Regions from separate parts of the Mus musculus genome. Here regions 2 and 3 are each linked to region 1. A link is a loop called in an ENCODE intact Hi-C map of the cell type or tissue named here. Cell type or tissue: heart. All regions are shown on one strand.

What was found. Peaks named below come from ENCODE experiments on the same cell type or tissue, not always from the same donor. Only the 100,000 strongest peaks of a DNase experiment are listed, where the experiment ranks them.
Region 2: it touches region 1 in a loop (9-fold over the local background); 26 of 42 quality-filtered maps call a loop at or near these places.
Region 3: it touches region 1 in a loop (2.0-fold over the local background); 2 of 42 quality-filtered maps call a loop at or near these places.

The regions. Positions count from the first base shown.
Region 1 is chr5:68,007,912-68,015,911 of GRCm38, forward strand. No RefSeq gene overlaps it. Among named protein-coding and RNA genes, the nearest start is that of Grxcr1, 20 kb to the right of the region's middle. In heart, a CTCF peak has its summit at 4,955 (motif pointing left); a DNase peak (open chromatin) is centred at 4,950; H3K27me3 peaks cover 248 bases.
Region 2 is chr5:67,528,918-67,536,917 of GRCm38, forward strand. No RefSeq gene overlaps it. Among named protein-coding and RNA genes, the nearest start is that of C330024D21Rik, 69 kb to the left of the region's middle. In heart, CTCF peaks have their summits at 1,389 (motif pointing right), 2,275 (motif pointing left), 3,602 (motif pointing right), 5,342 and 1 weaker place; DNase peaks (open chromatin) are centred at 3,674 and 4,144; H3K4me3 peaks cover 677 bases; H3K27ac peaks cover 583 bases.
Region 3 is chr5:67,928,742-67,936,741 of GRCm38, forward strand. 4930425K10Rik (RIKEN cDNA 4930425K10 gene) reads right to left here. Exons shown (of 4, transcript NR_038182.1): 3 at 6,771-6,959; 4 at 4,871-5,085. Among named protein-coding and RNA genes, the nearest start is that of Gm5108, 8.9 kb to the right of the region's middle. In heart, no CTCF peak of the experiment used is centred here; a DNase peak (open chromatin) is centred at 3,160.

The DNA of each region.
Region 1 (8,000 bases):
AACCACCTGACCTATCTCTCTGAGAGGGTTGAGCAGGGAAGGAGGGAAAAAGAAGGAAGGAAGGAGTGGAAAGAGACAGAGAGAGACAGTCAGAGACAGGCAGAGATGGGGAGAGTGTGTGTCAATGTTTGAGAGGTATCAAAACAGTGTATATGTTAATGCTAAGACAAATTCATTACTTTCTCTTGGACAGACCTGTACCCACACTTGGGTATATTTACTTTGTGTGAGTCTTTTGAGATGCTCACATTCACACCTAAGTTGTGCCTTACTTTCAAGTAAATGCCTCTCTTTTTCTCAACTCTGCCTTATGCTTACATTAAAACATTTTAGACAGTATTTGTAACCCTGTTTCATTATGCTAGCTATTCCTCATATTGTATTTGGTGGCAACCATTAGTCTTAGTTTGACTTGAGTTGAGATCCCTAAAAGTCTAGAGGAACATCTCAGACCTAGGAGGTGACAGTGTGGAGCTTTGTCTCGGGTTCTTCACTACTGAGAGCAAAAAGAATAGAATCCCAGATATGCAAACGAGATCACAACCTAAGGGGACTTTGCAGCTTTTTTGTGTGTGTGTGTGAAATAAATCAAAGAGGAAGGAAGAGAAAAGAAAAAAGGAGAACAGAGGGAGAGGAAGCCGGAGCCATTCCCAAGGCTCAGGGAGGTAGTTTGGGAGCGATTTCTTAAAATTCAATGCTTTGATGTTTCAAGTTTAAAAATGAGAAGGGGAATTAAAGAGAGATCCGTCACCATGAGGTCAGAACTGGAGTCTGAAGGTCAGGTAGAAGACACATTTCAAAGTAGAGCAAAAGCACAAAGACAAAGACATCATGATGAAAAAAAAATTAGGGATGGGAGGAAAAAAATTAGGCAGCATAGAGGTTCCAAAGTGAGGATGGAAGAGACTCCATGCATAGAAAAAGAACCAGAGAGGAGACATAAGCATTCAAGTAAGACTTGGCAAAAATAAGGATGGATGGCAACAAAGACTAACACACTAAGATCAAAGAATCAGTGCAGGCCTAGCTGCCATGTCTGAGGGCTGCTAGTGCAGCGTACTCAGTCTGAGATTACCAACCCAGGTAGTGCAGACTTTGGTCTCGAGCTTCAATGTGACTAAAAAGCCATGTGTGTTGTGGTGTGTGTGTGTGTGTGTGTGTGTGTGTGTGTGTGTGTGTGTGTGTGTATGTATGTATGAAATGAAGTGATGTTATTTGGAAATGGAACATTGGCAGGTAATCTCACTCAGACATCACAGGGCAGTGAAGAGGAAGCTGATTTAGAAGTTAGTGTCATTTCACAAAGTCTGTAAAGGAGCCAGAAAGACATAATAATGAGATATAAGAAAGTGGACCTTTCCCAGGAATCTCATGCTGGGAGAAGAAATTTGAATGCTGGTGCCAGCCAGAGGAAAACTTGTCTCTTCGAAAGAGATTTCACAGTTCTGACAACTTGTCCTGTTTACAGGAGAGAATGAATCTCACCCAGTGATTTATAGGGTAACATGTTGACCTAGACTGTCCTTTCTTCAAAACACTCTTAACTTTCTGAAATCAAATCAAGATGCCAGAGAACATCAATTTATAAGTAGAAAAGCTTTATTTGAGCCAATAGAGTCAGAGATTTTAGTTTATGGTCACTTGGTCCTACAGCTCTGGGTAGCATCATGGTAGAAATGTGTTATGTGTGGTGGAAGTAACCATTTCTTGATGGTTAGGAAGTGAAAGGTATTGCGGGGGCGGGGAATTGTGTAATATGCCCTTCAAAGATGGGTCTCTTATGATTTAACTTCCTGTCTCTAGCCCTACCTCCTAAAGATTCAAGCATCATACAGTAGTGCTACAATGAAGGCTGTTTTATTGTGGATATGAACTGAACAACACGTCCATATATTCACGATGTATTTTCATTACATTTACACCCTCTTTCACTCTACTCTCCTTTCTCCTCTTATCTTTTCCTAACACTCTCATTAGGTGGAGAGACTTGACTTTGGGGAGACCTTTAAGGTCTAAATCATAATTAGGGTCATTCCTAGGAAGTTTATACACAACAACCAGGAAAAGTAAAAATGACAACAACAACAACAACAACAACAACTCTAAACCTTTAGATCATATGGGGATATTTCAGGTACATGGCTTACGATCTCTCCCCCTTTCTCCTACTTTCTACATTTTTATGTCTTAATTTTATAGAGAAGTGTATAAAAATTCCTCAAAACTGTTTGCTTCAGTTCAAAATGGAATTTTTTGGGGGTGGGTGGCTGTCAAGGTTGGGCTACAGGTCTGCTTCCATACTGATGCTGTGATACTCATTCAACTGCCATGTTTTCCTTTGTCATTATTTTCTTTATTTATTGTCACTTTGCTCCACATGCTACATGTGATCTGGGGAGCTTCAGTTTTCTGAGGTTCAGCTTTGAGTTTTGAGCTTGTGCCCCCCCCCTTTTTTTGAGACTATAGGATATAGAATAAGACTCAGTACAAATGAGTGAACCTCGTCCATCAGGCAGCCGAGGGCAAAACTCCAGTAAGCACTGACTGCATCCACGTACCATGCTGTTGGCCGTGTCCAGGTAACTGGGATTTTACTTTTCTTACATCAATCCCTGCTGTTCCTGGGTCTTGACTCTGAACCGTCACATACCCTCTATGGTCCCCAAAACTGCTACTCGTTGCTTAGCCTTTTCTAGATCTTTCCTTACCATCATGATGGGCACATGACAGAGTCCCTACCTGAAGGGCGGTTTCTGAGAATCCTGCTCAGACCAGTCCCTTACCTCAACCTAGCCTTGTGTTGAACACAACCCATGCCTGACTTATCTGCTATGGGGCCTTATCTGCTTCACCCCTCCTTGAACACAAGTGCTCATTTGAAAGTCAGGTCTGAATTTGTCACAGTGCTCCCTGACCCTCTGTCCTGATGCCACTGTCCCTGACTCTCTCTCCTGCATGTCCCCTTTGCTCTCATTTTCTTAATTAGCCTATTTCTTTCTACCAGCATGACTGCATGACTCTCTGTTTAGGACTCGATCGTTTCCTTTCTCTTGATTAGGTTTTATTTTAGTCTTTCCTTCCCAAATAAAACAGTGGCTTTGAATTGTAATTAGAGAGGCGAAGGCAAATACATAGGTAACTTTGCCAAGCCAGATGCTCTAGAGACCAGCAGGTGTGCTACGGACAGGAGAATAATGGAGGAGCAGGTGCCCAGTACTTATCAGGGGAAAAGACTGGGAACGAAAGCCCTCAATGATACTGGTGCTCTCAATAGGCCATGTAGTCAACAATGTACAGAGCACATCAATAAAAATAATTGCAATTTAAGATTTAATTGAAGAGTGTAAATATGATCTTGTAGGTCATCGTGAGGCATGGTAGCATGGGGCAGTGTTAAGGGAAAAATGTGTCCGTTGAAACACAGTTTTAATTTGCAAAGTCTCCCTAATTATCCATATGGCTTCCTTGACTTTCTTCTTTGAGAATGGAAACAATGGAGTATTATTTCTGAGCTCCCTTCTCCTTCCTTCTCTGAGCTTTGCCCATATCTCATTCCTACAATTGGCCCAGCAGTATAACAGATCCAACCAATTGCTCTTTCTATTCCTTTAAAGGAGTATAAATATCCTAGAAGTTGTAGGAATGTTATAGTTGTTGAGACATGATGTTTCTTAAAACAAATTAGTAGTCATCACTGCAAAATGTTGAACCTCTTGCTTCCTAAGGACATCCACCAATACCACAGCCAGATCTGTAAAGGACATGCCACTGTCAAGTACATGTTGGCTGCCTTTCTACTCCCAGGAATTTTATTTGTTCCTATGTGATCTTCCAGCGGGTTCATAAGAGACATGAAAATGAAAACTTTCCACTGCACAGGACTGAGGGCGCATAGTTCACCACACACGGAAACACAAAAGATAAGAGGCTTTTTATATTTTCCAGAAATAGAACAAGGGGTTTCATTCAGCCAGAAATGAGAGAGAGAGAGAGAGAGAGAGAGAGAGAGAGAGAGAGAGAGAGAGAGAGCAACATTGGGAAATTGGGTTTTCATTTCTGATATCCCAACATTCTAAAGCGAGGCTGCAGGAATTCGTTTTGCATGTCAATTCTTATTTTGATAACTTTGAGCAATACTTTTAATGTTTCTGTGCCTTGGTTTCCTCATGTGTAAAATTGGGAATATATTTTATACTGTGCAGGTTTGTTTTAAGGGCTGAAAGAAGTAACACACAGGACACTTCTTAGTAAACAGTCATAATAAATATCATCAACACTGTTATTTATAAAGCATCCAAAAATGGAAGTAGCCTGACTAGAATGGAGTGCCTCACTCCAAATAATTTATACACAGCCAGATTCTTGTATTCAAATATGATTTCATAATTGGATATTGTAAATCTTGGCTTCTGAAAGACTACAAGTTTACAGGCCAAAAAAAAAAAAAAAAAAAAAATTCAGCTTTCAAAACAGCAAACGTTCAAACCCTCTAAATAGGCCACAAAAATAGGCTCTACTTGTCTGTCTTCCCAGGCCAAAAAGCAACTTATCAGTTGTATGTTCCAGTGCTGGTATCATTTGTGAAACAGCAGCAGCAGCAGCAACAACAACAGCCAACAACTAGAGATTTATCCATCTCTATTCTCTCTATGCCAGTGGTTCGTTGAGGGCAGGAGCTTAAGGAATTTTGAATCCTGATTGCTTAGCAGGACATGGGAGCTAGACATTGGATTTAATCCACTGTGGAGACAATGAGTAACACCAGTGTTCTGAGGAAGGAGCAGTAGATGTACCCGAGGGAATTCTAATCACACCTATAAGAAAACAGGGAAGGGAAGCATGTGGGAATTCTAAAGCACCAGAAGGAGCTGGGCTAAGAACTACTTCAGGAGAAACTTAAGATAAATTACATAAGTGCCTCTCGGTCAGGGATGCACTGCCCCCTGGGGGTCATTCTGGAAACTGCTGCATGCTGTTGCTTACGTGGTAGGTGGCTGTGGTTGGTGGTGTCATTAAGGGAAGCCCTGTCCAGGGATTTTTAGGTGTCTCATCGTATGTCTGGATCAGCTGTAATGTAAATTTTGTTATCACACATCAATCCTGTCAGTTTCCAGAACTTGACTTTTGTTTAAGAGTTGTGGAGAAGAAACTGTAGGATGATTGGGCTGTCTCTATGGGGGTGGAACTTACAGCTATCCGTTTTCTTTCAGAATAGTAAAGGGGGTATAAAATAATCGAATTATAAGGGAGATCATGCTGTGCTACAGTTGGTACAGTTTAAGAAAGACTTTTAAGTAACCATATTTTAGGAATCGCTGACTGAATTACAACCTAGCCTTGCTGAATGAAATGGTTCTCAGAGGTTAGAGCTCATTCATAAAATATTAAATGTACCATTAAGGCGATTCAGCTCCATCTGCTTCTATGACAAGGGGTTGCTCTCAGGGCCATGGCTGCTCTCTTGATATGAGAATGTCATTGAGGTCTTTACAATATGAATCATAAAGACAAGTCTTAAAAAGCCAGATGAGCCCGCACGCCATCAGAGAAGGGTTTTGCCTCTTTCCATTTCCCATAAAAGGCCAGCTGCATCACGTTCTACAACTGAAGAACATTCATGTGCTCACCAGGTGCCAGAGCCCAAAAATCGGAAGTGGAGAAAGATGGAACAAAATATTTCACCAACAGAGGGGACGGAGGAAGGAAGGAGGCAATTAGAATGGGAGAGAGAGAAGGGAAAATATCCCATGGAAACACTTTGATGGGGGGTGAAAGTAACCATGGAACTTTATGAAACTGCTAGTCAGAAGAGCATAAGAAATGGATGTTAATCTTTCAAATGTTTTAGGGGAGCTCACTAGTCTACTTTCATCCCTTTGGATTTTTTGACCTATGCTTTTTCATGCTTTAGAAAATATAGAAGTCAAAGCTGGTTTGTAGATTTGTGATACACCTAGATCTTATAATTGAGAGGGAGGTTCTCAACAGAGGAGCTGGGCTGAGGTGGGGACTCTGAATGTAGGAAGAAGACACCAGTGATGTTTCCAAGGAAGCATAGGTGATGTTCTGGTGTTGGTAGCCCTATTGAGAGAGATGGAGATTGTGGCAGCAGTGCAGAAGATGGGAAAGATGAGCATTTGTGACAGGATCCCATTTAAAAGCAATGACCACTCAACACATAAGAGCAAGCAAAACTCCCAAAGTAGTCTAAACCATCACCATCATTTCACTCAAATGCTTCATCTACTTAAATTCAATCTATCATACTTACTAGTTCCAGAAAGATAGTACGCTTGCATTGGAATTTTGGTGCAGTTTGGTAATAGGAAGGAGCAACTACTTTGATGAATTTTTCCCTGGCACCTCAGAGGTTGATTGGAAGCCACATGAAGCTTCAAACGAGTTCAAGTATACAGGGATATAAAGTTCAGCAACATAAGGCAGGGCATAATACCAAGTCTTGAGAAGAGCCAAGAATCAAGACAGCTATTTCCTCCGTCTCAGTCTGCCTTTGAAGAGCCTAGAATTGCTATGTTCTATTTCTCTGTAATCTGAGTTCGAGATTGTATTCCCATTGCTCAGTCACTCAAGCTGTTAGCCAGACTCGGGGAGGAGAAGAGTGGTTCAGGTGAGCAGCTCAAAACACACCTGCTGAGGGCTGCAGATGAAGCTCTCCACTGAATAGGCTGTAAAAAGTGCATCGCATAGGTGAGTGTATGTTTCTGCTTGTTCACGAGTGTGGGTGGGAGTATATGTGAATCACGGCACATATGCACTGTGTAGAGGTCAGAGGACCTTTGAGTGCCGATCTACACCTTCCATCTTGTTTTAGACAGGGTCACTTCACCTCTGTGTGTTATCGGGCACACAGCATCTGGAGCTTCGCCTGTTTCCAGCTCTCCTCTCTTTTCTTGTAGGAAGTGCATTACGATGACAGATCCACGCTGCTGTGGCTGGCTTTTAAATTGGTTCTGTGTATCCAAACTCAGAGAATCAGGTTTGAATGAAAAGTACTTTTACTCATCTAGACACATCCCCCATCTTTTTATAGGGTCTTTGGAATTTTAGAACTTAGAAAATGGAGCTATACCTCCATGGCTGTTGGTTCTCCTAGGAATGCCAACTCAAGGACAGTTTCTGGGTGTGTGTGATTTATGCTGTCTCTGCTCCCAGGTAACAACAATGTGTTTCTACAACCCCTCTGCCCATTTTAGCTCCACGATAAAGATACAATGAAGAAACCTGGAATTTTTATTTACAAGCTTCCAGGACAAACTGCTGAGAATTTCTGAACTATTCTATCCCAATCAGTTGTGATAGATAGAAATTTTTACACAACATTGAGATCACAGATTCTTTTTGTTTAATTTAATTTTTTTAATTAGGTATTTTCTTCATTTACATTTCAAATGCTATCCCCAAAGTCCCCCAGACTCTACCCACCCTACTCCCCTACCCACCCACTCCCACTTCTTGGCCATGGCATTTCCCCGTACTGAGGGATATAAAGTTTGCAAGACCAAGGGACCTCTCTTTCCAATGATGGCAGACAAGGCCATCTTCTGATACTTATGCAGCTACAGACACGAGCTCCGGGGTACTGGTTAGTTCATATTGTTGTTCCACCTATAGGGTTGCAGATCTGCCCCCAGTTCCTTGGGTACTTTCTCTAGCTCCTCCATTGGGGGCCCTGTGATCCATCCAATAGCTGACTGTGAGCATCCACTTCTGTGTTTGCTAGGCCCCGACATAGTCTCACAAGAGACAGCTATATCAGGGTCCTTTCAGCAAAATCTTGCCAGTGTATGCAATGGTGTCAGCGTTTGGAGGCTGATTATGGGATGGATCCCTGGATATGGCAGTCTCTAGATGGTCCATCCTTTTGTCTCCGCTCCAAACTTTGTCTCTGTAACTCCTTCCATGGGTGTTTTGTTCCCAATTCTAAGAAGGGGCAAAGTGTCCACACTTTGGTCTTCGTTCTTTTTCAGTTTCATGTGTTT
Region 2 (8,000 bases), 480 kb before region 1:
ATGCCATATTCAAATTTTAACAGTCCCTATGCACTAAGCCTTCTCTTAAATTTCTTTCCCGTCACTGTCCCTTTTACACAGACAGCAAAAGTCTTACCCGAAATCTGCCAGTATCCTGATTCTACAGGCTCTGCCGTCTAGCCAAACAGCCCACCGAAAGCCAGAGGCTTGAAGTGGAGTTCGTCTGTCCTGAGCTCCACTGAGCCTCAGCCACTCACCTTCTTCAATCATTTCTCCCTCTGCCTGATGGAGGTAATGATCCTTATTTATCCAACTCACACAGATGTTGGACAGATTGATTAGTTAATGCTCAAAAATTGCCTTGAAGATGAAAAGTACCGATTAGTATTATTATGTTGTCTAAGAGACATTCCCCCGACTGTGAAAGGCAGCAGTAACCTGGCCACCGACATTTAATTTGAATGCTCTGCCGGTCACAGGTGGAATATTTATTTGCCAATAAGGAAAAGCTTCATTCACCACAGCTCCTTGGATTCCATTCGCCTGTTTTGTTTTTTTTTAAAGATGTGGCCAAATTGCTATGATGGCATGGAAATGGGACGACACGGTTAAGGCTCATGTCTAGGTTGGATGTCAGCCTCTTTTTGTCATCCAAATGACACCCCACGTGCCGCCAACACCAATCCAAACAGTGTGCGGAGTACAGGATGATGGTGATGTGTGTAATTACTGAAGACTTTGAACTTATAACCTTTAATCTTATTCAAAGGTGAATGTGGTTTCTCAAGGACAATTTTAAAAAAATTGTGTATCTGTACAAAGGTGCCACGCCAGAAAGTTCAGTATTGAAAACAAAGGGAAAAAAAAAACAACAACAAAAACCAAGCAAACACTTTGAACTCTCGTTTTTAAGCAGAGCTTGCTGTACGTGACGGAGGGAAGTTTCTTAGAAAAGTCTAAACTGCACATCAATATGGTGGAAAAGTCCTTCCTTTGAAGTAGGTCAGCGTACAGTTGATGCTGAAGTTTGGAATTCCAAGCTTGATTGGTGGCTGGCTTTCTTCAGAAACATGGGCTTTTAGCATGATTTATGCCTCAACTTTTAGAGTGAAATTTATGAACTGCATTAAGTGCTAGAGAAGAAGCATAAAATAAGCAATTTGGGGGTCTGGAGCAGCGGAGTGCTGTGTGCAAATGGGATAAATGGGAATAATGGACTAATAGATGCATCGGAGGAAAACAAATGGGTTTCCTGACATCAAGAAACAGCAGCTTTGGGGGATCCTGTAATTAGCTCCTAATTGGCTGGATGAGACAGTGTTGCTGAAGATGTATGAAGTCAAAGACGAAGTATCATTTTAAAACGAGGCAAGTTTGGTGGGATGAACAAGGCAATGAAGGTGGGTTGGACGTTGCATCTTAGGACTCTGCCCAGCAGATGGCAGGAGTGTTGTTTAAAGCCTTTGCATAGAGGCCACCCTCCTAAAGTCGCCTTTGAGTTATTTGAATGAATGAATCTGGCCAAGCAGGCTCTCCATGGCCCTCTTTCAGAGAAGAGCAATGATTGGTGTGTAGTGAGACTGCCCCGGATAACCCATCAGGTCCCCAAATTTTGTTTCTTTCTCTCTCCCTGTCTATTTCTCAAGTCTCTTTTGGGAGGTATGAGGTTCTTGAGACAATGTCATCTCCCCTGTCCCCCATTCCCGCGTGTTTCCCCTTTCCGGGGGAACAGTGGCCCTGTAGCTCTAAGCTCTATTTCTCCTGCTATCCTGAAGCACTTAACAGACTGAGCAAGGGAAAGAGAAGGTGCCCACTCAAATTTAAAGTTTAACTTTCTTCACAGTCTTAATCAATAGGTGTATTCTTTAGCATATATCTATCCTACATCTAGATGTAGAGTCGAACTAGTTTTGCAACAGTGCCGCCGGCATCTTTCTCTGTCCACACGTCCTGGGGTTCCTGCCATGTCCATGAATTCGTGCACCACTTGACTTCCGGGTCATCACACAGATTCACGGTGTCAGGAAAGACTTGTTACCAGCACTTTAAAGAAGTCTCAGTGGAGCAGAGCCTAGTGACTCTGGGCAGAATTACAGCATCTCAGAGCAGCACATTTGGCCGCAGGGGAGCGCGAAATGAAGGAGTCAGTCGCCAGGGGATGGAAAGGGCGTCCCACTGGGACTAAGTAGATAACACAGTTGAAGATTGATGTAAACGTGAGTTCTTAATGGCCACTCCCAGCTCAGAGGTAAAGTCCAACACCACAGCCTGCCACTCCTGGCCCCATCTAGCCTTGCAGAACTGAGGACATGTTTTCGCCCCCTGGTGGAACAGGGGACTCACTACAGGGATTAAATTACAGGAAATAAAGTTTGTGTGTTTGTGGATGCAGATCTCTTCTGCCAAATTGCATTGAACATGGCTCCTGCCTGGACCCCAGCGGTGCTCACTCTGCCAGGAATATGCAGCATTGTCAGATCTAGATTCCGCGTATAATTTTAAAAAGTCCACCGTTCAGACCCATTTGATTTGATTGTTATGCTTTCCCCTCATTTCCATTCAACTTAATGAGCTTTTTATCTGTACTGTTTTAAGGCAGATCACTAAGAACCTTCCCTTTAAATATTTCAGTATGTTTTAAAAAGGCACTGTTAAGTAAAAATATTTTTAAGTGAAGATGTGGTGGCGTTCAGATAAAGGTTTACCACACACTAAACCACTGAACACTAGAACTCATTTACTCCTTTCATTATTATTTTCCTTTTTGGTGGTGTTGTGCCTTCCTCATGCCAGGCAAGCACAGACAATCGTATCTGTCATACGGATCTGTCTTCCGTTTTGGGTGAAATTGACACCAACTCTTCAGCACCACATTCAGCACCAAACACAAATTCAAATCGTAATTATTTGTGGTGCTGATGATGGACGTCTGAACTAGGTACGAGAGAGGCAAGCAGTATAGCCCTGAGCAGTACTCTCGGCACAAAGGACACTTATATCCGGATTTTCCAGACTGCCCCTCATTGTACAAACGAATGATGTAAAAAAAACATATATATATTTTTTTCTCACCCTTTACTTAAAACACAGGACTTGGGCTGAAGAGATGGCTCAGTGGTTAGGAGCACTGACCCAGGCTCAATTCCCGGCGCCCACATGGCAGTTCACAATTGTCTGTAACTCCTGCTCCAGGGCATCTGACACCCTCATGCATGCAGGAAAACCACCAGTCTCCTCCTCCTCCTCCTCCTCCTCCTCCTCCTCCTCCTCCTCCTCCTTCTTCGGACCCCTGAGGATGGGGAGAGGGGTCTAAATTGCTGTAGCCCTGAGAAGAATAGACTGACCTTTGGCTGTGGTCAGACAACTTCAGGGTAAGGGTAATGAGGCCATATATTCATCTTCCCAGAAAAAAAAAAAATCTTACCCATCTTACCATTATGGACCAGAGGCCTTTTCCTGGCCAACTTCCAAGCATTTTCTCAACGGCTAATGCTCACTAATCCTCAGCCTGACATTATCTTCGTTTTAGCAGCATATCTGGCTTTCGATCTGAATTATAAGCCACATGCAATAAAAGGGAACTGGAAATGATTCAAAGCTTTGCCAGGTATTCTGAGAAGCCCAGCTCATCTGTACGCAGGCGCAATACAGGCAAACTTCCGCTAGAGGGCGGCCTCAGACTGCATGATACCCTGCAGTTCTCCGGAACAAGTGGAGACTGCAGAGGTGCAAACCTCAGCCGACAGAGCAGCATGAATGTGGACGCATGCTCCCCCCCCCCCCCCGCTAGCAAATAATATCTATTTGTTGTTGTTTTGTCCCCCCACTTCCGGATTGGCTTCAATGAAAATCTGGCACATGTGGTAAAGAGAAATATGGAAGATTTCCTTTCGTTTCCTTTGCGAGTGAGCAGTGAACCCTCACTTACCTCTTAGGGAATTTGCAGTGTTGTATTTATAATTATCAAGAGAGGGAGGGAAATTAAAAACTTCGACTGCTTAGCTCTTCCGCAGTTGGTCTGTGGGCCCGAGGGACACTCCAGGAACTCCGTGTTCTGGCTTAGCTCCGTGGAAACCCTCAGGAATGGCCATTTGACCTCTCGCTGGGCCACCGGAGGAAATCAGCTTTGGTTAGATCAGATGAGACATAATTGGCTTTGGACTCGTTAGCGCACACTCCAGGCGAGCATTCCTTGCTGTTTTGAAAGGCCTGTGTTTTACTTGGATCAGCTCAGTGTACAGGGGAGTCAGTCACAGCTTGGGTGGCTGGGTGGATTAGCATTTTGTTTCCCAAGATCTGCTCTGCTTCTGGGTCTCCCCAGTTGACACGGTGCCGGGCTCAACCCCCAACTCCCGGCCTGAGGTCAGAGAGAGGGATATGTCTGTTGGCCTGCAAGGGTGGTTTGTAAAGAATATGGGGTCTGGGTGAGTTGAGAGGTGTTCAGGCCTTAGGTTCTGGAACCATGAATTTGCATTTGCTGGATCGAGAAGAATGCAAAAGTGAATAGATTTCAGCATCGGGAGTGGTGTAACTTTGTCCTCTGCCTCTAAGTCATGGCCCTGCCCAATCACTTTCCAATAATCAGAGTGATCCTTTTAAAACGTACCTCAGCTACAAAGTTTGAAGAGAGCTGGGGGTGGGGTGGGGTATGGAAGAAGCCGGAGAGAGAGAGGAGGGTACGGGAGAAGTTGGCGTGGGAAGAGTAGAGATGGATGCGATCAGTATACGTTGTATTCGTATTCATTCCTGACCTGCTCCTGAAGCATACTGAGTCTTTATATGGTGGCGCCCTGCCTCACGTGTAAGCAAAAAGTTCAGCTTCATACTGTCGGTGGTGGACCTTAGTATCATTTTGGAAGCCATTTATAATAAGGTGGGTTGGGTGTTTACTGCAAGAGAACGCAGTGAGCTTTATTGGGATTTCAAAGAGCAGTTTACTTGGTTTGAGTTCTACACCTAGAGCTTACAAAGGATGCTTCCGAGAGGCTCCGACGATTTTGGTAAAGCAAAGGGCCTTGACCTCTGTCCGTCTGTCTATCTATCATCTATCTATCTATCTATCTATCTATCTATCTATCTATCTATCTATCTATCTATCTAGAATGACTTTATTTTTCTAGAGGTCTCCTGTGTAGGCAAAGTGATTGAATGATAGATCTATCTATCTATCTATCTATCTATCTATCTATCTATCTATCTATCATCTATCTATCTATCTATCTATCTATCTATCTATCTATCTATCTATCTATCATCTACCTATCATCTTTTCTCAACATCTCAATCACTGGTAAAGGAGAATATATAGTAATCTGAAAATCAGTTACGAAGAGAAGCAATGACTGCAGAGACCTGCAGGCGGAGCTACTCAGCAGTCTGACTCCCTAGGAAATTGGTTCTTTGGGGGGTTTTGTTTCTCTTTCTGCAGCTGTTTCTTTTCTCTCCAGGTCCTTCTGCTTTCTGGGCAATGTCCAGTAGCCTTCTCTCACGGTGATTCTGATGTTGCCTGTGACTTCTACTTACTTTGTGGAATCACCATCGGCCACGGTCTGGCTCTGCCCAGTAACGTCGTTGTATTGTATGAATGAAAATGATTAGTTGTTGACCCTCAGTTTAGGTCAGTTGTTGACCTAAAGACCGTTTAGGGATCTGACCCAACAACACCCCAAAAGTGCTTCGGAATAGACGTTTTTCCTCTCAGAAAGGTTGCAGAAGGAAGCAGACAGTGACGTGTTATGGCTTGGACAGTTAAATTGGTGAACATAAGAGATCCGGATTGCCGCCTTTTAGAATGCACGAGCGTATTTGTCTCCTCTTTGCTGCTTGAACAGCGTCTTCCCCAGATTAAGACAGGGACATCTCAGCAGAATTTAGCACTTAAGTTAAAATTTTAAAATAGGAACTTAAGTTCCATAAAGAAACAGGGGCCTCTCAAGGTAGGCTCTGTAGAGAGAAAATGGGGCTTTGTGAATGATAAAGGGCACCTGTCCATTTCAAGAGCAGTGGAGTGTGTTTGAATTTGCGATCTGGACTGAGAATTTGGTTGCAAACCTCAAGGGTAGAGGCTTGGGACGTGCTGAGTGGTCTCCTGTAGTTCCTGGGAGCTGGGGCGGAGGCGAGGCTCGAGAAGAATGAGAGAAGTTGCTGAGCTACAGAGCCGGCTCCCCTCCTAGATGTGGATGGAAGGTGCCGGGAGAGAGACAACGCCCACGCAGGTATGTGGACTCCTGTGTTAGCGTGGCTTATTGCTTCTTTCACGAGGACTACTCGGAAAACTGCCAATCCCTTCAAGAAGGCCCTCGTTTAACACGGAGCTAGTCATGGGCCCAGTCAGGGTACATGGAACGTATCCGAGTTAGTTATCGAGGTGATGGATGGACCTGCGAAGCCAGGATGTGTACAGGGTACCTTCAAGACTCTGAACGCTGGGGTAGAAGAATAAAGAAGACTCTAGGGTCAGAATAAGCCTCCAGCAGTAGGGAGTTACAAGTTACAGTAATCCATTGTATCCGCTATTAAACAGTAAGAACACAGCTCTGGACCAACAGTTCGTAGCCACCATAAGGCCTGGGAACATCCCTTCACTTCTGAGTTGGGGCGGGGACTTTTGGAGAAGAGAAATAGCCCTAGGAACAAAGTGGCTGTTGTTCTGAGCCATTTTGGGATTTCTGTGGCAATACTTCTCCCTACACGTGTTCTCCACAGTGTTCTACTGAGCTCTTCACACTGGAGCGTTGTGTTCTGAGAGCTGCTGGCCTGTCTTTTCCGGCAGCCAGGATAAGGCCAAGAACAATTGCTAGTGCCTGTGTTTCTAGAATGTGACATCAGTCTTACACAAAATATGAGCTTAATAATTAATTTTTAAAATTTGGGTTTAATTTAATAAAAACAGGTAGTAGAGGTGATTGCATGTAGGATTTCTTCACCACAGGTACCTGCTAGCCTGATGTAATCACCATTAATTATTATTATTATTATTATTATTATTATTATTATTATTTTGTTTTTGAAACAGAATTTCTCTGTGTAGCCGTGGCTTTCCTAGAATTCACTCTGTAGACCAGGCTGGCCTTGAACTGGGAGATTTGCCTGCCTCTGTCTGCAAGTGCTGGGGTTAAGGGTGGGTGCCACCCCCCTATTGCTGGCTTAATGGAATCAGCTATAAACTCTCTTTCAATCCCATAATCTAGAGGACGATTTATATGTGCACGCTGAGGGTGCTCATGGGACCAAGAATATACCCATAACATCCCATGAAGCCTGGAGTTGCTTCTGCACGGAGGAGAAAATTGAAGTTTTAGATTAGAAACTTTAAAGACTTACTGTTCTTATCCCTTTTGCCATTATATTTTGATTACATGCTCTATAATTAGATGTTGAAAAAGCTAATGCATATTAATCTTTGATTGATTTGATTACCTGTCCTAATTATACTTTGATCACTTTTGATAAATATATTGACTCATATTTTATTTACCTCACTATGTTCTTTGTGTAGCTATGCTTTGATAAAATCTGATTACATCTTAATATTTGATTGCTTTGAGTAGTTCTCATTCTAACCATTGCGAAGTGGGATCACATTAGCTCTGAGGTACCTGACTTGTGGCAATGAACGTAGATTCTGTAATAAACCATGCCCAAATTGGATGTTCCTCAATACTTAACACCTTATAACAGTGAGTGGATCCCATGACCTCTCTGGCCTTCAGTTTCCTTACCTCTAAAGCAGAGATAATAATAAAAGCTACTTAGTGGGAGCCAGGTGGGTTAAATGAGACATTATGTAGGCTAGTCTGGCTGGGCTTGAATTACCATTTTAGATAATTCTAATGTATAGCTAGCACTCCCTACTCCTACCTTAAATCTATTTGCATGAGCTGATAAAGGGTCTCCGTTTCAGAGTGGAGGTCCAGGGGAAATAGAGTTTTGGGGTAGGATATGCTGATGACCGGGAGAAGAAAGAAGAGAAAGATGCTGTCACAGTCTGTGGTAGACACCGCTTTCCCAGTCAGGCCAAGAGTCTCTACTTGGTATTC
Region 3 (8,000 bases), 79 kb before region 1:
CAACAAAATCAAGTACATGGTGTAATTCTTGTTTGGAATCAAGTAACATGCCAAATGACATTTAGATAATCACTGTCATTTAAACCTCACTGTTTAATGACCTCCAGTAGTCATTGTTAATATTCTGTATGTGTGAATGAATATGTCTGTGTCAGAAGAACATAGATTAGGCTTAAAGATGTACAATGAAACATTTATGTATAAAAATGGCAAACTGGTATGGATGTCTGAGGTTTTGTACAAAGCAATGTTGAAGGTAAGCAGTTTCTTCCAGAGAGTGGTAATAAGGAAGCAAATAGACAGAGAAGCAAATGCTGCCCAGTTCAGTGGGTCCTGAGGAGTATAGAAAGGGTTGGTCAGACAAAAGCAACTGGACGTAGTGGGTTACTTAAAAACAAAACAGTGGGAATGAGGTTGGGATGGGGAACATTTAGGGACCCAGGGGTGTGTTGGGAGAGGAATGGAGTAGATATTATCATATTTAATTTTATATGATCTTAAAGAATAGTAAAATATATATATATATAAACCAGGAAAATAGGCTAAGGCCAAAGCTGGAAGGGCCTGGGAGAACAGCCTAATCAATTTGAGCAGTTCTTCACTCAGATGTTCTGTTTCAAAACTCTGTGATAAAATCCAAAGCCAATCTCATGCCTAATTATGATGATTTGTCAAAATATTTGAAAATCCCTTTGATGGAAGATGAATTTTGAAACTGTTAGATCTATGGAGGATGAATAGCTCATTTTAATGACATTACCTTCTTAATTATTATTGAAGTATTTTTCTCATGGTTTTTAGACATTTATTTTATATGTTTTTATATATTTGAGTGATGTTAGAGACTAGACTCACACTTTCGTGTATGCTAAGCAAGTACTCTACCTCTTGAGTGACACGTCCCCAAGCCCCACCCTCTCTCTTATTTGGGTCACATGGATGAACTTCTAGTCTCATAGCCTCGGGGAATCAGACTTAAAGGAAAATAACATGTGTTCTATGCCTAGAAGTTTTGAGACTCTCAGTTTCCCTAGTGTCACTGATTATAAATTTAGATGTAAATTCTCTTTGAAGTTTTCTCCCACATTTTAGTGTGTGAAAAATCTATGACTTTATATATCATTTCTAAGAAAAATTTAACCTAGTCCATTGCTGGGCTGTGATCTTTTTTGCAATAGGTTAGGTCTGTGAAAAAACTGCCTGAACAATGATTAATAAGAAGCAGAATAAATTTCATAGTACAGGAAAAATTATTTCCAAAGGCGATTCTCTCATTTGCAGATGGCAACTCCGGGGAGGCATGTAACACAACTAATCTGAAAGCTTTCCATGTGACTAAGTTTTCTATGTGACTGTTCCTATGGTCCTACCATTGGAGTAATGATTTTGTAAAGACACGTCAATGTAACAGAGAGCTGTCTACCTCATATCACAAGCAGTGCCCCACCACTCGATGAACTCCAGTGTCTTAATTGGAGTGACATTAAATGTAATGTAACATACAATTTGCACTAACTGCAAACTTACATTTAACAAATTTCTTTCAAGCCTTAGATATTAAAGTTGTATCAGCATACCTTAACAGTCCAAAATAAGTGGTTTATTCTGGCATTTCCATATACGTACACAATGAAGTTGGATAGAGTCCACTCATCTGTTTAGGTTTGAGATTTGCTAGAAATTCATCAAGTTTTACAAGTCATGTATGTTGCCAGGGAAATTAAGGTACCCTTTTGGGTATCTTAATATCATTAATAAAATAATTTAGAAATGGACTCAAAGGAAGCTTACTTTTATTAACATTTAAGGAAAAATGTAATACAAGTTAGGGGAAAAGCCCAGCAGCCACCGGGAGAGATGGAGAAAAATTCATGACTTCTAAGACAGGCATAGAATAGAAAGAGATTATCAGGAAAGGAAATGAAAAGGCACTGCCAAGAGTGGATGTGGGCTACTGGGCAGAGGAAAGAACCCCCAAAAGGCATCCTGCCAAGGTCGTTTTTCGTTCTCCCTCCCATCAGTATTTCCTGGGCTTTGTTTAGTATGTGCTGTTCTCACTGGGCTTCTTCTGCAAAGAGCCTTCTTTCATGTTAATCTTGATTTAGCTTCTTAAGTTCCCCTTTCCTGTCATAATGTGGAGATAGGCATAGTTTTAAGGTTACATGTCTTTGATCAAGTTTCTGAAAGTTAAGGGTGTGATAGAAGTTCTTAATTTAATTGGTTAGCCGTGAACTTCAGGGGAAAGGAACTGAAGAAAACAGGAAAGTGAAGTGGGCAGAGGGGAGTGAGAGAGGGAGAAGACAGGGAGAGGGGGAAGGAGAAGAAGGAGGGACAGAGAGGGGGAGAAATAGAGGGAGGGGAAGATGTGTGTGTGTGTGTGGGGGGGACAGAAAGCTAATGAAAGGAAGAGAAAAACAGGAGAAGGAGAAGAAAGGGGAAAGGAGAGAGGAGGAAAAATGAGAGAGGGTGTAAAGGGACGATCTGGAAAGCATGGAAGGGGCATGAGAGGGAGGTAGAAGGATGAAGAGAGACGGAGAGATGTAGGAAGGAAGAGAAGAAGGGAGGGACAGAAAGAGAAAGACAGACAGGCAGACAGAAAGACAGAGAAAGGAAACAAAGAGTGAACGAGAAGAATAAGAGAGAGAGAAGAAAACAGAAGGAGGGGAAAGGGGGAAGAGCTTGTAAAGGGCAGATCTGGAAGGCATGGAAGAGACACGGGAGAGAGTAAGGGAGGGAAAAAGATGAAGGGATGGAGAGAAGGAGGGAGGGATGGAAAGAGACAGACAGACATACAGAGAGACAGAGACAAAGAGAGTAGTTAAACAAGGAAACAACCAATAAGTGGTTTTGCCCTCACTTTGATCTCAGAGGAACGCTGTGGAGAACAGGCTGACAAGATCACTCCCAGCCCAAGTAGTGAAAGAATAGTTATCAGCAGTGTCAAGGTTTTATGACAGTGGTCACAGCCTCCCAAGTGACATTGCTTCTGTTTCCTGCTGATTTTATGGGTACGGTTCTCCAGAGACAGAAGTATCCAGGAGTTGTGATCAACTGATACAGTAGCTAGGAAAAGGGTTTCCTCCCTGCCCTGTTTACACAATGTGGGTGGGGCAGCAATAGTGTTCTCCACAATGTGCCCTTTGAGCTTAGACACACATCGACCTTGGTACAGCTTGTCCAGGACTCTGAGTGAGCACAACAGGGCTACTGGGATGGGCTCTAGCAGCTGCAACATCAGTTATCCCAGGGCCATGGCTAGTACTCACCACTCCCTGCCTCACTGACTATTCTCTCTTCCAGTTCCCATTGGTTAACACTTCCACCAGCCAGAGTGCATTGCCTAGAACGGCAATTTATCTTTATCTCTGAGGTGTCTGAGTCATCACCAGGGCCGAATTGCTTTCTTTCTGGAAAGACTGGCACCTGAATGCTCACCTTGTTCTTCCACACCCCTCGTCTCTTGCGATCATCATAATTCCTCTTAAGAATTGTACTCCGTTATCTCTGGTAGTATAGTAGCCCTTTTGTTTGCTTGACACCTCCGTGTGTAAGGATCCCAAAGTAAACAGGCTGCAGCACTACTATGAACTCAGGACTAGTGCACTGGGATAGGCTCAATACCACATCCTAAGAGGTAGGTTCTGTTCACGGGGTCCTTTGAGTGTTCCATGGGCCAGGAGCTTAGATGGCAGTGTGTGGTAGGAGCAGTGGATGGTGTAACCACGTGGCCACTGCTGCTGCTTCTTTGCTCCGTTTAAGGATACCTGGCCTCATGGTGATTTTATGTGAGGTTTATAATATTCTGTGATCTCTTGGCTATAGTGCTGGCTGGGGAGTGTAGGGATAGTAATGATGAAATTGTCCCTTGAATCTGTCCAGTCAGATGGAATGTGTTCTTTCCAAAAGCAGTCTGTGGACTTCCCTCCCCCAAAGGCTAGAATGGATTTGTGACAGTGTTAGTCCTTACCTCTGGCTAGATGTTTGGCAGTGGCAATAGCTAGACCACCAACCCCATCACTCACAGCTCCTCTCTGAACACCAGAGACGCTGGTGACAGAGGTTAGGTAACTGAGTTATCCTGTCCATGTGGATGTTGAGTGTCCCATCCTTTGGAGGTAAAGTCTCCCTGTGGATAGTGATATGTGACCCAAAGGCCTGAATTCGAATAGCTTTTAGATGTCTTGTTCTCTTGGTGATTTCTTAGGCATTAAAGTGAACGTGTATAAGCAATGGGGAATGACTATAGTTAGTGATACTTCTCGTAGACTATAGAAACCTTACCTTGTGAATTAAGTCCTTCGATCCTCTCCACCTTTAGAGATATCTTCCTCTGCACACACTGAGGTGGTATAGCAATTTAGGTTCATCCGTGATGACCCGTGAGGAGTCTACAGTGTTCTCTTTTTTTGACTGGATTGATTCTTCCCCTCATTTCTTCTTCCTTAGGGACTTTTCTCTAGGCTCGTGTTTTATTGTGCATGTAGTACTAGGCATTGAAACCAGAGCCTTCTGTGTGCTAGGTTAGCCCTCTACCACAGAAACATCTTTTAAAGTTTTTAATTGAAGATATTGTTTCACCACGTTGCCCATTCTGGCTTATCCTTCATGGTCCTTCTGCCTCAGCCGACCTGCTTAGCTGAGATTATAGATTTACAATAATAGGCCTATCTCCTTTAAGCATTGCAGATGTCTTTATTAAACTTCATAATGGGAAGATATTTTTGCCACATACAAAATTTTGGATTGACAGTGTTTTGTTTTGTTTTGTTTTTTACTTATCAGCTGAACAATCTGGCAAATTTTATATAACATAAATTGAGATACAGTTCTGAATATACTAAGAAAAATAAACTCCCCAGGACTAAAGACTAATTGCATGGTTGCAGACTAACAAGTCAGTTTATTTTGCAAAGGGAAAAAAGACAAGGTTCAGTTTTACTCCTTGGATGACAGAAAACGTTTCTTTTGATGGAGGAGAAATCCACATGACAAGCTTTTCCTTTGTGTGTTCTCCGTGGGAGTTGAGTACTAGGTAGCTGTTTCTTGCTTTCTTCATCTTCCCAGGCAAGCTGAGAGTAGAAGCGGCTGAGAGCAAAGAGGACAAAAACATCAATTGAGAACCACACTGGGAAGCAGGCTGTGGGAAGTGCGGGATCAGGCCACCCGTCTTTGAACCCCATCTTTTTGCCACTTAGCAGGGATGTGAGCTTTGATGGATTATTTCCCCATCCACGATTCAGATGCTCCACGGAGACATTTGGAATGATGATACTTTATCTCTTGTGGTTCTCATGAGAACTGAACTAAAATGAGAAAACTACAACCTAACATGGGATAGGGGCTCAGGAAAGGTGCCCCCCTGAGACCCGTGGCATTGCTTATGTCTTTTAAAGTTGTAATGTTTTCTTTATATTTTGTAGACAGCCGCTATTATTTAAATTTAACTTACTTGTTTAATTGTTTTGATGAAGGTAAGTGTAGACAACATTTATTAGTTTAGGTCAAGTCAGGAGAAAGAAATAACAAAGTAATTAATAAAAGAAACCTTAAGATAACCAATTGTGGTACTATGCAAATGGCTCAGTGGTTTAGAGCACTGGCTGCTCCTGAGGACGTGGGTTTGGTTCCTAGCGCTGCTATCATGGTTCACAACTGTAACTCCAGGTGCAGAGGTTTGGATGCACTCCTCTGGCCTCTGTGGATGCTTCATTCAAGGGGAACATAGACATACATGTAGGCAAAACACCCATACACACATGAGTGTGATGCTTAACCTTCATTCTCCACTTCCCTGGTCTGAGATTACCCAGGAGACACACTTCTGGGCTGTGTCCATGAGATGATTCAGAGTTTTAAGTAGATGGGTGGAAAGAAGGCACCATAAACATGGTCTGGGTGACCATACAGTGAGAAGGTGAGAGATGGGTAGAAAAACTGGAGAAGTCTCAGCCTGCTTCTCTCTGTGTCCTGACTGCAGACACTGTGTGCCCAGCCACCTCAGGGCCTGACTGATGTGCTTTTCTGTCACTGTAGACTGTGTCCATCTTAAACTGAAAAGCAAAAGGAACTCTCCCCAACGCATTTCCCTTCCTTCTATTCCCCCCGAGACAGGAGCTCACTATTGTATTAACCTGGTCTTGAATCAAAAATCCTCCTGCCTCAGCCTCCCAGACAATCTTTCTTCTAGAAGTTGTTTTCTTCCTTGTCTTACATAAGCTAGTTCATTTTCTCCTTCTGGATTTTTTTCTCTTGGAACATCTTAAGTGTCAGTATTTCTCAGAGTTCCATCTATGTCTCTTTTTCTCACTTATTATCTTCTTCTAGGACGGCAGGGTAATCAGGTACCAAGAAGCACAGAATTGCAAGCGCATGAAATACTGAATAGTATCTTTCAGTTCCTGTGGATGGTGTGTGGCACCTTAATGTCTCTAGTCTAGAGAGCCTCATCTGTATTGAAAATAAAGATAATAACTATGTCAAAAGACTAATGGAAACAACGCAGTTTTACGTACATAATTCTGCAGAATGGAAGCCAGCCTAGAGAAAAGAGATTACCACCTCTGGCTTATCTGTAACTCCGGGAATGTTCAGTACACTTCATTTTAACAATGGACCATAACAATGTATTTCTTAACACTTGTAAAATAAAATGTGCTGAAATTCTCAACTCCCTGGATGGCTGAGACGAAATATTACACAAGTCTTTAGTACAGCAATCGGTACACAGAGTGTTCTAAGTACACAGTACCTATGGCTTTCCATTTTCTCACCTTCAAACATCTGACTACAGGTCCGTTTAATCAGTGAATCCTTCCCAGTTCTCTCCACATCTCTACGGGAGGCAAAGTTCACTTCAGTGGTTTCTAAAAATGCCAATTTGTGGTTTTTCTGTTTTCATTCTGTGAAGCATTTAATGCTCTGGCAAGATGGGGCAATGAAGCAGATTGAAGTACTTGCTTCTAAGTAGAAATAAAAAGCCAAATTTAACCAATGTAACAAGTCACCTTTTGTATTAAGAACACCCGTTAAGTGTTGGTATTGAAATAACCTCATGTAAAATTATGTGTTTCTAGTAATGGATTTTTTTCTTTTTTTAAAAAAGAAAACATATCTGGACTTAGCCAAATGAAAAGTTTTCAGTTTGAAATTGATTCCTTGAATTTGTCTGGAAATTTTGTTGACATATGAATCCTGGTAGGTTGCAAATCTTAGTTATTTTGAGCAGCTTTGCTTGAATAAACCATGAGCACCTGCAGGGGATAGTGTGCAAAGCTTCTGCTGTCTTGTTCTCTAATACACAAAGCCTAACTCCTTTCCACTTTTACTCTAAAATGTAAGTGTCCATGCCAGCTGCGTTGTTTCCAAGGCTACCCAGGCACCACTGACCTTGTGCTCAACAGATGACTAAACCTTTCCAGTGCCCTCTTTGCACTTCTATTACTGCCACTGTAAAATCTGTCTGTCTGTCTGTCTGTCTGTGTGTATTATGTATATGACACACATATATGTATTTTTATGCGTGTCTGCAATTTAATTTTTATCTATTGTCAAGCTCTCACCCACTCCCCCCTCATGTGGCTTGATCATGAGCTGCTCCAAGAACCTTGTTTCTTTGCCTTCATTATCTTTCCTGCTTCCTTTGGATGCGAAACTTCTCTGCATGGCCCCCCATGGCCTCCCCCTTCTCGTGTGCTGCTTTTCTGTACCTGGGTCCCTCACAACCATGATTATCAGTTATCTGCATTTCCATTATTTTAGAATCTGTACTACTACCATTTTCTGCTGCTTAGACATCCCATCCTCTTCATTTACAAAAGCCTCATTAGTCTTTCAAAGATACCAAACCACCCACAAAACTTTCCATCCCAAACTTATGCTGTCTACAAGAAGTGCAGGGACTGGGGATGTAGCAGAGACTGAGGGAATGGGCGACCAATAATGGCCTAACCCGAGACCCATAACATGGGCACACACCAATCCCTGACACTGTTAATGATATT